Linked DNA regions of Homo sapiens: region 2 is linked to region 1. Evidence: chromatin contacts called from ENCODE Hi-C or POLR2A ChIA-PET data. All regions are on one chromosome and are shown on one strand. The core of a region is the stretch at or near the end of the contact, and the rest is flanking DNA. Distances in the headings are between cores, read along the strand shown. Region 1 overlaps TBC1D22A (TBC1 domain family member 22A). Region 2 overlaps TBC1D22A (TBC1 domain family member 22A).

Evidence for each region. A loop is a pair of places that touch in the nucleus more often than their neighbours do. ChIA-PET counts read pairs that join two places held with the same protein, here RNA polymerase II (POLR2A). Pooled maps may share reads with other maps.
Region 2: a loop to region 1 is called in a map of SK-MEL-5, with 3 times the contacts of the local background. The contact joins two enhancer-like sites. A Hi-C loop is called at or near these places in 2 of 168 maps with a recorded cell type or tissue (DLD1 and SK-MEL-5) and 2 of 50 pooled maps. POLR2A ChIA-PET finds 5 or more read pairs at or near these places in 3 of 52 experiments (Panc1, activated CD8-positive, alpha-beta memory T cell and activated T-cell).

The regions. Positions count from the first base shown.
Region 1 is chr22:46,827,399-46,833,727 of GRCh38, forward strand. All of the region lies in intron 4 of TBC1D22A (TBC1 domain family member 22A), which reads left to right. Among named protein-coding and RNA genes, the nearest start is that of TBC1D22A, 68 kb to the left of the region's middle. RefSeq lists a silencer at 1-6. Within about 2 kb of position 3,080, at least 12 of the 41 ENCODE cell types and tissues checked have a DNase peak (open chromatin) inside an H3K27ac peak, as active enhancers do.
Region 2 is chr22:46,878,161-46,883,946 of GRCh38, forward strand. TBC1D22A (TBC1 domain family member 22A) reads left to right here. Exons shown (of 13, transcript NM_014346.5): 5 at 493-563. Among named protein-coding and RNA genes, the nearest start is that of TBC1D22A-AS1, 35 kb to the right of the region's middle. Within about 2 kb of position 3,396, at least 2 of the 41 ENCODE cell types and tissues checked have a DNase peak (open chromatin) inside an H3K27ac peak, as active enhancers do.

The DNA.
Region 1 (6,329 bases), core at 1,830-4,329:
AGCTTGTGTTTCTAAAACATGACTACCTCACCCACATTGCCTATCCCTAAGGCATTTCAGCCACCCAGAGCCCCTTCGGAATCTGCTTTCCTTTCTCACGGACTTACCTTTTGAACATGCGTGTACCAAATGGTATTTTATAAGTCGTAGTCTTCTCGTATCAAAACGAGTCCTGGCCGCCAGCAGAACGTCTGATCAGCCTAGGTGATCGGCCTGCCCAGAGAGAGCTGCTGTCATTTCCACTTGAGGATGCGTGTGGGCTTGGTCACTTTGTGCAGCCTGGTGGTGTGAGTGAGGTCTCAGCCTTAGGTGGGCTTCTGAAGGGTGACCTATGACTCCTCTCTTCTCTGAGAGTACCTGGGTGGAGCGTACTGGGGTCCCAGGATGATGGATGATGGGCCACTTTCTACTGGGGCGGGCAGTGAAGACTTCATCTGGAGGTGCTTGTCTTATCCGCAGGGACTGTCTGTCTCAACCACGTGAGCAGCGTTAAGGCCGCTCTGCAGCTCTTTGTGCGGATATATGGCATGGGTGCTCCCCTTTGTGCTCCCCACCCTAACACAATCTCAAGTGTTGTTAGGCCTGTGCGTCGTGCAGTGTAATTTCCCCACAAGGTGTCACTGCAGATTATTCCCAGGACTTTCACGCCCCAGGGACTTCCGTGTGCCATTGACTAAGATTAGAAGCATCTTGAGGCCAGGGGGCTGCTCCACACTCCCGTGCCTTCCAACACAGCAGAGGTTCTGGTGCAGCGTCAGGACTCCAGTGGGATTTTTCTTTTGTATTTGAGAGAATGGATGGAGGTGGGATACATTTGCTCAGCATGATTTCTCACCCACGGATTAATAAATATATGTAAGTGTGATAAAGTTAAAAAATGGAGGCCTCATAATTCTGCAGGAAGAAAGACAAAGGAATTAAAGATTGAAAAGGCAAGAAGCCTTTGAAGCAGCCTGTTGTCCTCTTAGTTGTTCACATTCTGGTTCTAACAACATGTCCACTTGAAGAACTACCTGGGCCACTGCGAGATGTTTGTCACTGTGAGATGTTTGTCTGTTGCATTTCTCTACCCACTCCCACGGCCTGTCCTGGAGTTCACACTCTCCCTGTCTCTGGCCTGGGCCGCTTTGGGAGTCTCCCGTCTGGCCCAAGGGCGTCCAGCTTACCTCTTCCTGCCCGTCTCCCACAGGAGATCTTGTTAGAGGCCAGTCTGCTTACCTGAGCTTCTGCTTTCAGATCCTTGGTTAGCCTCCTGCATGGAGCTCAGAGTCCAGACTCCTCAGCCTGGGACAGGAGGCCACACCTCTCACCACCTCCCACTTAGGCCTTCTCCCACCCTCCTGTCTCTGTTTGGACTGTTCTCTGCCACCCACTGTCACTCTAGCCACATGGGCTCATCTCTGCTCTTCAGGTGAGCTGTGCACATGTGCACACACAGATACACGCCCTCACGTTGAGCGCTCATTTCCTTTGTGCCTGGTGCTGTTCTTAGTACCTCATGGGTCTTATTTCATACTTGAAACGACCTACATGGCAGGTTCTATATTGTCTGTTTCAGATGAGCTAGAGGCACTGATACAGTAAACAAAGTCCTTAAGGTCACACACTCTCCAATGTCACAGGTCTGGGATGAGAGCCCAGATGTGTCCCCCACCCCCTCCACATTTCTGCTGGTGGTCAGGGGTGGGGGTTTCCCTGCTTCGCTTCTGTGCATTCTCCAAGTGTCGGATCAAATAGCACCTCCTCTTTGTGGCTCTTTTTTCTTTGACTCTTCTCTCTGTCCTTACAAAATTAATTGTGCAGTAATCAAACGCATTGTTTCATAGTTACTTGTGGCCTGGGCTGTGAGCCCTCAGGGTAGGGGTGCATCTTATTCATCTTCAGGTTCCGTGGTTCAGGGCACATATTACGTAGGTACCTGGTGAAATTAGGTAATGTTTGGGATGTCTTGAAAATGTATGTTGTGGAACTCACCCCCTTCATGGCCTGGTGAGTAGGGGTTTGTGAGGGATGGTCCTGTTGTTGCTTCTCTCTTCCTGTGCTCCCTGATGCTCCTGAAGTCACCTCTGCTTTTGCTGCTGATTAGAGACAGAACTCTTCTAACCGACTTACTAGCACGGAGAGAATACATCTGCTTCACATTGCTGCCAAGTTAATACTGCATCTGGGAAGGCCAGAGAAAAACCAAGTTAAGAGAATCTTACTGCATAATTTATGAAAGACTGAGTCATAAAATAAGCATTTACAGTGGCCTGTTTGCCCAAGGTAGGGAATGCTAATGCAGCTATTATTCATCCCGATGGGGCCAGCGGCGTTTCTATGCCTCCAAAAGGTCTTCTGGCTCTTAGTTGCCTCCATGGATTTCTGAGGTTATCTCTAGCCTTTGTTTCCAAAATTGGCTCTTTTCCTGTTTGGGGGCCGGAGGTTTGGAGTTCAGTGCCGCGTGAAACAATTTTGTAGGAACTGTGTGTGTTGATATTTCTAAACAATGGAGGTCGTAAAGAAAAAAATCCCAAGACACCAGATTCAGTGCCAGCTCAGTACTAGGCACCATGAAAGGAGCAGGGGTACACAGGGAAATGAGACTGGCTTTGTTCCCAAGGCGCTGTGCTCGGCGAGAGACAGAATGTCTGCCTGGTGCTGTGAGCGCAGAGCCCTGGGTGGGGAAAGGATCTGAAGTGGAGACATTTCCCAGTTGCTGATGGTACAGCAGGGCTGGAAGGGTGTGGAGCTGGGCATAGGTATTGTGGGCATCAGGCGTGCCGCACCCAAGGCGGGAATGCATGGGGACGCTGAGGCGAGTGACTGGAGGCAGGCTGGCATGGTGGATGGTCTGCTTTCTGAAGGCTTGTGGTTGCCAGGCCTGAGAGTGACTGCTCATCGTATGTGACTTCTCTCCACTCACACTACTTCCCATCACCCTTCGAGCCCCTGGAGGGTAGGGCCCTATTCTCAATAAATGACAGATCAGTGATTGCAGTGTTTCCAGCAGCCCTCAGATCTCCCAGGGCTAGAAATCGCAGGGCGTCATGTTGCATGTAGGCTGCAAGCTGTGAGCAGCTCTGTGTGTGTCCTCATTCCAGCCCTGGCTGGAAAGTGCAGTCTGTCTGGGACCGCTCCCATGGCACAGAGCAGAAGCAAAGGGCTGGTGGAAGGTCCCAGTGCCTCTTTGAGCTTTGCCAGGACAGTGTGTGTCACATCACTTTCCGTGGGCCAGCTGATGGCACAAGGCCAAGCCCAACATCAATGGGCAGGAATGTATAATCCTTTTACAGGGAAGTGAATCTTCAAGAACAGTGATACAGGCTGCTACTCAGAGCACTTGAAGGATTTGAATCTGGGAAGTAATGTGATCCTATTTATAATTTTTAGAAAGTTCATTCTGGTGCAAGTGGCCTGGAAAAGTGCAGATAGATTCAGGGTCAGCGTAGGTGGGAAATACATTTATAGCTGCCTGTGCCGAGCGGGCTCTGGGCAGAGGGTCAAGCTGTTGGAGTGGGGATGCTGAAGAAAGAAAAGCTTTAAGAGGTATCTCCGAGGAAGATGGAGTCAGAGAATCTAGTGACTGGTGGTGTGAGGGAGCCTCAGGGTCCCAGTGAGTCATGCTGGGCATTGGAGTCACGGTGGATGACAGTGACCTCATCTAAGAGGACACGAGAGGAAGAGCAGATTGGGCAGGCCGAAGGCATTTGATGTTGGCCACTGGGTCCTGGCACCATGAGAATGGAGGTGTTGGTGGACGAAATCACCCAGTGGGCTCTTGTCAGGCAGGAGCAGAGAGCATGGACAGAGCCCACCCCTGACATTTCCATAGGAGGGAGGATGCTGACGTGGAGGACCTCCTGTGTGTCTGACATTGTTGCAGGAGTCTCTGTAGAGTCTCCTGTTGGATTTCCAGCAACTCTCCAGAGTAGATTCTCTTTACCACTGTTTCGTTTAACGGTTGTGGGAACCGAGGCCCACAGAGGTCAAGATACCTGCTCCAAGGTCATCCAGCAGATGAGCCTGAACCTGCAGTAACTCCCGGACTCGGAGCACAAGCACGTGGCTTGTGTGTTCCTTCTCAAGTAGGACCACTCCTGGTGTCCTTTGGTTCAAGATCATATCTAGTATATAATGAAATTTTGTTTTATGCAGTTTTTCAAGTGAGTTCACACCCATGGTCTGATTGAAAAAGTAATTAGTATTCCTATTAGAGCTTACCAAACAATCCCCTGATACGTGAGCATCCACAGAGGAACAGAGCAGCACTGTGTTTGTGATCTTTGATTTATAGCTGCCTGTGCCCAGCGGGCTCTGGCAGAAGGCTATAAATAAAATTAAAATAAATGGAAACAATGCACCTATAAATTGGGTTGCAGGAACCTCCAATTACCTTTTAGAGGAAATCCCCAATAAAATGCTGTTTGGCAATCCGTTTGAAAGAGAAGGAGCGATAGATCATCGTGGCGAAGTCAGGAAAGTGAAGGACAGGATACAATGTTGGAATGTTTCAAATATTAAAATTAGCTGATTCCAGTGAATTGCTGTTTGGTGTTATCAATGTTGGAAGGTCCTTTCCCCCCTCATTATTATTGTATCTTTCCAAGTGGGATAAAAGCCATCAGTTGCAAGTGCAGGATTTTAGGGAGGCAAGTCAGTATTTCTCTTATTCCTTTTGTTTTTTGAGTCAACTTCTCGGCTTCATGTTCTGGAAAATGGTGGGGGCCCAGCAAGAGGCTGGGTTTGGGCAGGATGTCTGGCCTGATTTTGCCCTTGTATCTGAGAGACAGTCCATGCATCATGGCAGGGAAGGGCCAAACTGGAGACCAGGTGGCCATGGGGCAGATCCAGAGCGGGAGCTGTGGGCCTGTGTGTGGGGAAGTCACGTTGTCTCTCTTTAGAAATCTTGTTATGCCCTTCTTAATTGTGTCCCAGAAAGTTATGATTTATGGAAAAGAGTACGTTTTCTTTTAAAATATGTTGGCTGGGGCCGGGCGCAGTGGCTCACGCCTGTAATCCCAGCACTTTGAGAGGCTGAAGTGAGTGGATCACGAGGTCAGGAGTTCGAGACAAGCCTGGCCAACATGGTGAAACCCTGTCTCTACTAAAAATATAAAAAGCTGGGTGTGGTGGCGGGCACCTGTAATCCCAGCTACTCAGGAGGCTGAGGCAGGAGAATCGCTTGAAACAGAAAGGCAGAGGTTGCAGTGAGCCGAGATCGCGCCACTGCACTCCAGCCTGGGCAACAAGAGCGAAACTCTGTCTCAAAAAAGAAAAATAAATAAAATATGTTGTCCACATAAAATATTTTAATAAAAATATGTAAAATACATTTATTCTTATTCTGTGGAAATAAATGATAATTATTTGGCTGATGTTTGGATATCTGGTGCTAACAAGCCACTGAAGTCATTGGCCAGCGACATTCTCACTGGTCAGACTTTGGCCAGCAGGCACTGGAATGCGCTTTCTGTCACCTGGCTTCCACTTGGCTCTGTGGAATGTGAGGAAGAAGGGATAGAACAGGGACAGGGAAGGGCGGATGGTGTCCATCCCCAGCTAAGCTGCATGGGGATTCCTCTTGGAGACTGAACATGAGTGTCAGCAGAAGCCTGTAGAGCACAAAGCATGTATGCATTCTGAGGCCCTGTCCGCCTGGGCAGCTCCAGGAAGAGGCAAGGTTAGATCTCTCCTGACTAGGAGGCCCAGCCTCAATTAAAGCTGTGATTTGAAACTTTCAGGTTAGTGGGAAGATACATATGAGTTAATCTCTTTCTATTTAAGTCTTAATTTTATATATGTGATGACTAGGCAGTGTTTAGAATCTTTGTTTGCTGTGTGTCAATGCACTAATGTGACTTTTAACTTATTGGACCATACTTATAGGAAGCTTAAGTTGTTTGGACTGAAGGTTATAGCTCAGGCCCTATTATAAACCTACTTGAATTGTAGGTGGGGGATGCTCAATTAGACCAGCTCATGGTAACTGCTAAGCTACCTGTCACCACTTGAGGGCCTTTCAAGATCGGCAGTTAGAAACCAGCATGGCCGGCCGGCTCCTTGCATTGCAGGCACAGTGGCTTCTCCTGAGTCCCACGGCACATTCTTCTACTGGGCTCAAGCTGCCTTGCCTGAAGGGCTTTGTGCTACTGTCCCTGTCCTTAAGGTCTTCATGACTCGTGGGGGTGATAAGACTCAAGCCAGCAACTGAGAAAGGACGAATATTCAAAGGAAGGGAGGAACACATCTGGCTGGAGTGATCAGGAACATTTTTAAAGGAGAAGGTGACAACTGAGCAGAGGAGCTTGGTCTTGAAGAAATGGAGAGATGGGATAATATTCCAGAAG
Region 2 (5,786 bases), core at 2,146-4,645, 51 kb after region 1:
CAAAACCAGTAGTGAGAAAAACCACATCATATATGTATGCTTAAATAGCATATAGAAAGTTGAGATGGAAGAAAGAAAGGAAAACCAATTAACATGATCAGGTTGGGGAAAAAGCCTTCAGGAGAGAGTGGGGGGAAGGAAGAGAGAGAAGGAGGTGGGAGGGAGAGAGAGAAGGAGGTGGGAGGGAAGGAGGCCAGTGTACTCTGGACTTCTCTGGTTGAAGGAGGAAGGGATCATGGGGCCTCACGTGTTCCAGGGTAGCTCCAGGATTCTGTTGTAAACAGGTAACCTGTAGCTTGGTTTGAATAGAATGGTCACTTACCTTCTCTCAGATATTGAAATCAATCGTATCTGAAATGTTGATGATTTAGTTTAATTTGTTTATGGGGCTCCTTGCCTCCTAATTAAACAGGTGGAATGTGTTAAAGCACTGGGGAGGTTTGCTAACCTTTTGCAAATCTTGTTTTTCCTTGTCTCTTTTTTCATCAACAGAGGAATTACGGAGGTTGAGCTGGTCCGGAATCCCTAAGCCAGTGCGTCCAATGACGTGGAAGCTCCTCTCAGTAAGTCCCACCGCACCGCCCATCAGCGCCTCCTTCCTGTGCACAGGGACTGCAGGCGTCTGGCCTGAGTAGGGCCTGACAGCCACAGCCCACGGGTTTGCCTTGGCTTTGTTGCAGTGATAAAGGCCTTTGCTATGGCTAAGCTGACATTTTCCATTCTTTGCTTAATTTTAAGCTTGGTTTGACAGGACTGGCAGAAAACAAGAATAGGTAATAATTATGACAACTATATTTTTTCCTCAGATTTTATTAGAAAATCTTTCTATGTTCCAGCCTGTGATATAGAAAGGTTTCAGCATAGATGGTTGTTTCAACTCCGAGGAGTTGAAACAGGGAAATATGTTTTAAATTTGTTTCAAATATGCTGAAAACAAGGACATATGTTTGACCAAGTTTTTTTTTTTTTTTTTGTAAGTATTAGTAGCGCTGTTAGGAAAAGAGAAGAAATGGATGAGACAAGTGGTTTGTGTTTCTGTGGGTGAGAGAAGTGGTTTGTGTTTCTGTGGTGGAGTGTGGAGTTCTGGCTGCCGCAGCTCTGGCGCTCAGCTGCCGGTCTGGAAGTCCTTGGGGAAAGGTTGGGGTAGGCGGTGGTGACATCAGCAATGCCCTCGTACACTTAGCTCAGGCTTGCCGTTGGAAGTGAGTTTGGCCCTGCCCACCATTTCAGAATTGTTTATAGACAGTTTTCTTCTCTTTTCCTTTTTCATTATTTTTGGAGCTAAGTCAATAGGGAGCTCTAAGTGTTTACTCTAAACTGGGTCTGACTTTTAGTATTTAAGACTCTTTCTGGCTAATGAGCCTTAATAAGTTTGCAGCTTAGTACCTCGTAATCCTAAATGCAGACGCAGCTCTGAACAGCGAATATTTATTGATTAAATATTCTTTTGCAATTAAAATTAGACTTGCTGCCATTGCTTATGTTTTTGTTTTGTGCTTTTTTATTTTAACCTAGTTTTCCAGTTTATATCCAGTTTTCTAAATGTCCCCTAAGATAGGTTGCAGACTTCTCAGGTTGGTTTGTAGGAAGTTATGATGAAAACACCGAATTGCCGTTTTCTATTTATTAAGGATGTGCCGTGTCTAGGGGGAAAGTCTCATGTGAGTTATTTTATACTGTGCTTTCTCCTCTAATTCTCAGCCTCTGCGGGTTGTGGTTCCGCTTCCCTAATGTGTGTAGCACAGGGGTTGATGTGGACATGGACACTCTGATTTCAGTAGACAGAGGAGCACAAGGGGAGGTGACAGCCCCACTCTGCTGGTTGTGGACAGGAGGGCAGGTGGGTGTAGGTGGAGTCTGACCCAGGAACCCCGGCGAGGCAAGTGAGAGTGTGAACCCAGGAGATCTGAGACTGGTCTCAGTTGATTTAGAAAGTTTATTTTGCCAAGGTTGAGGGCGCACTGGCGACGCAGCCTTAGGAGATCCTGACGACATGTGCCCAAGGTGGTCGGGGCACAGCTTGGTTTTATACACTTAGGGAGACATGAGACATCCATCAGTACATGTAAGAAGTGGCGAGGGAGCTTCCAGGTCACAGATAGGTGATACACGAATGGTTACATTCTTTTGAGTTTCTGATTAGCCTTTCCAAAGGAGGCAAATCAGGTGTGCATCTGTCTCAGTGAGCAGAGGAGTGACTTTGAATAAAATGGGAGGCAGGTTTGCCCTAAGCAGTTTCTAGCTTGAGTTTTTTATAGTGATCTTGGGGGCCCAAGCATTTTCCTTCACAAGAGAAAGCCTGAGCATTCTCAGAGCGTTGACTTATGAAGGGACAGGCACATGTAGTCCTTTAACCATCATAGCTTGCAGGGGCCTTTGCTTGGGAGACGGAGATGAATTAGACACTAGCCTGCCATTAGGAGGAGGTCGGGTGCTGCAGACTTGTGGTGGGACAGTGGTGGTGGAGGCCAGACTGCATGCTATAGGATGGACAGGACACGAGTATGAACCAGGGGGTGGAGGAGTACCACAGCGTGGGGGCAGTTTAGTACAGAGGGTCAGCTTCTGCTAAGAGGGGACTTCACACCTGGGATCTGCATGGCCATGGCAGGTGGGGAAGGAGGGGAGGGTGTGGAGACTTGCAGTCACAAGGGATACGGATGAACGTGGTGGTTCTTGGCCCTCTCAGGGCTTGGATTGACAGATGAGTAGGAAATAAATGTTAGATCAGGGAGCAAAGCTTGTCGTTGCAAATGTTGGGTGCTAAGAAAGGGTTCATGAGGATGCCAAGTAAGGCTTCTTGGGGAAGGTGGCATCTTACGTGGCATCTCAAAAGTGTTGTTAGTGTTCTCTCTGCTAGTGGGAAGTGGGGAGGCCATGAGAGCTGGGGCACACAGTAGGGGTGGGACAAGCAGGAACACAGGCTGGGGTAGAGGGGCCCAAGAGGAGACCAGGTGACAGCCGCCCTACTGCCATCCCTACCCACCCCATTGCTTGGGTTTTATTCTGAAGGAGAAACTGGGAGTGGTGAGCCTGTGTTTCTGGAAGAGTAAAGCCTTGAAAGAGCCGTTGGTTGGTTCATTCATTCATCCATTCATTCATCCATTGGCATTTATTGAGCACTTTGTGTTTTAGGCACTGTGTCGGGTGCTGGGAAATAGCAGGCAGGGAAGAAGACCAAGTCGTCCCCCTGGGGCCTGCAGAACAGATAGTAGAAGGCCTGCCTTTTTCTCTTGCCCCCTCCAACCCCGACAGACCTAGGCTACGTGGAGACGGATCCCATTCTCTCAGGATCTTATTCCTGTGCTCCCAGTGCACTGCTGCCCTGTGTCTGTCCCTTACTGAGTGCTTGCCGTGCGTCAGACCACGCATTCAGAGATTCTTGTGGACAGGCGTGTGGCAGGCAACTCAGGGAACAGGCTGTTCTTGCCCAGTGTCTGGCTCGTAGGAGCAGTGCTGGTTGTAAGGGGAGGCTGCTCTTGGCAGGCTCTTGGGAGGGGACTAGAGCTGGGACAGGAAGAACTGGGAAGGGACAGGTAAGGGAGTTGAGGGGCCAAAGGCTACAGGGGTGGAGTAAGAGGACTCTGGCAGCTAGAGTAGGGGGCAAGCGTTGGTTCTTTTTCCGGGAACAAGTGCTCACTGTGCATTTGCCATGCTCCATGCCCTGTGTTGGTGAGCACTGATGCCATCCAGCTCCCCAGGCAGTCATGCTGCACCATGGCTCTGGGCCTTCTGTAAGAGGAGAGATCTGGGAGCACAGTGCACAATGCGAGTCACCCATCCCTGAGTCAGCATGTGCTGCTCACACATCTGCCCTCAGCCAGGCCCTCTGCAGGTGCTGGGGTTACAAGAACCTCTGGGACAATGGTGGGTACTGGGAACTCAGCAGGGAAGGGGTCTCCCCAATCAAGGATGCCTCTTTATCATTCCCTGAATCCCAAGGTTTAAACCTGGCTTCCCATTCAACTCTCCTGGGAGCTTTTCCCGATCCTGGTGTCCGGGCCCACGAAGCAAATTGGAATCTCTAGGGTGGACTCAGGCATCAGGGTGTTGACTGACTCTAGCATGCTGTGAACCATGCAGTCCACAGAGTGCCTACCCTGCGGCTAGGCAGGGAATGGGAGGCGAGGGTGTGGGAGGTTCAGGCCTGCCTTCTTCACCTGTGGGTTTCCATTCTGGTCACATGTCATTATCACCTTTGGAGCTCAGGAAATACTGTTACGTCGGTTCTTGGGGGTTCTCACGTGTGCCCAGGGCTGAAGACGGCTGCTCTAAGACACTCAGGCTCCAGTGGGGCAAGGTGGGGCATACATGAGCCAACTGGGAAGCAGGTCATTGAAAGTTATGCGCTATGCCCGCCACTGCAGGCAGCACACACCTGGGCTGAGGTACCAGGGCAGGAGAGCTGGCCTGGGGCGTTGGAGGGCCTGCGTTGGAGGAGAGAGGCTGAGTGAGACTCGCTGAGAGCCATGAGCGTGTTGTCTGGGAGGGTTCGGGTGAGCAGGGTAAGATGGGAGGGATTTATCCCAGTCTGTGAGTCCTTCCAGGATCCAGAGGTTAACAGTTACGCCCAGAATTGAGAATTTATCATTTGTCCAGCTTAAAAAGGCAGATAACCAAAGAGGCAGATAACCAAAGCTGTGCTTGAATGGGAACCTATTTCAGGGTCTGGCAAACATCATGACTCTTTTTCATTGTGTTTATGATTTGTCATTAACATGATTCTAGTAGCCTTATTTTTAATTGATGAGTGGGCAGTGCCACTTCAATGAAGAAGGACGAGAAACATGACTTGGCATTTATGAAAAACTAACATCTAGTCTAGAACATACCATTAAGCCACTAGTAATACTACTTAATGTTTACATTTTATGCAAGCAGGGTAGTAACTTTTTAAAAATTACTGCTATACAGAATCATATTTCTGGCTCTTTTTTAAATAAGTATTTCAGAAACGTGGCACAAAAACTACTTAAACATCGAACATTTGCATTAGTGAGTCTAATGGTTAAAAATGATGAGTGAAGCTCCAGTATTATCTTTGTTTTTGCAGTTTATTGAGGTAGGTTTGCATAGGAACACAGTGGGAGGGAACAATTTGATTTTTGTGTCACCGGGACAATTTAGATATAAGTATATGCATGCATTGTTTTACATTTATGATGAGTGTTTTTATAGCATGCTAATACAGCAATTAAGTTTTCTGTAGTTCTGTCATTTAAAATTCATTGCATACTTGAATGTATTTCATTTGCATAATTTCTAGTCTTGCTTAATTATTGAAAGGCCTCAACTTGCATATGTGTGTTTTCCTTTAGGGATGGGAGTGTCAGGAGCACGTGTAGGGTTTTTATTGCCTGCATTCCGATGATGACGTGCTTGCCTTTTAGAATTTGTGTTTCAAGTTAATTTACATTTTGGGGAGTGGGAAGTATTTCTGAGAGCCCTCTTGCAAGTTCACTATGGATTTTTTGTTGCCACTGAACGCAGTTGATGTCAGGCTGCCTACACCACGGCCTAGCTGATCACCCCTGCTGGCCCACGCTGCCCTGTGTTGAAGGCTGGGCCCCTTCACTGGCACACAGGCCTTCTCTCCTGGCTGCTGCACACAGCTTCACACCCATCATTGGCCAGGCTCTGTTTCCGGCCTTGCCCCTAGCCAACCCGGACACATTTCCCTGTGTCCTCTGTGCTCCGTCTCTTTCTCTCCACCTCTGTCTTCTCCACTATCAAAACCAAACCCAGAAGTGTATGCTTGGTCTTACTTGTCCCAAGTGAGCACACGC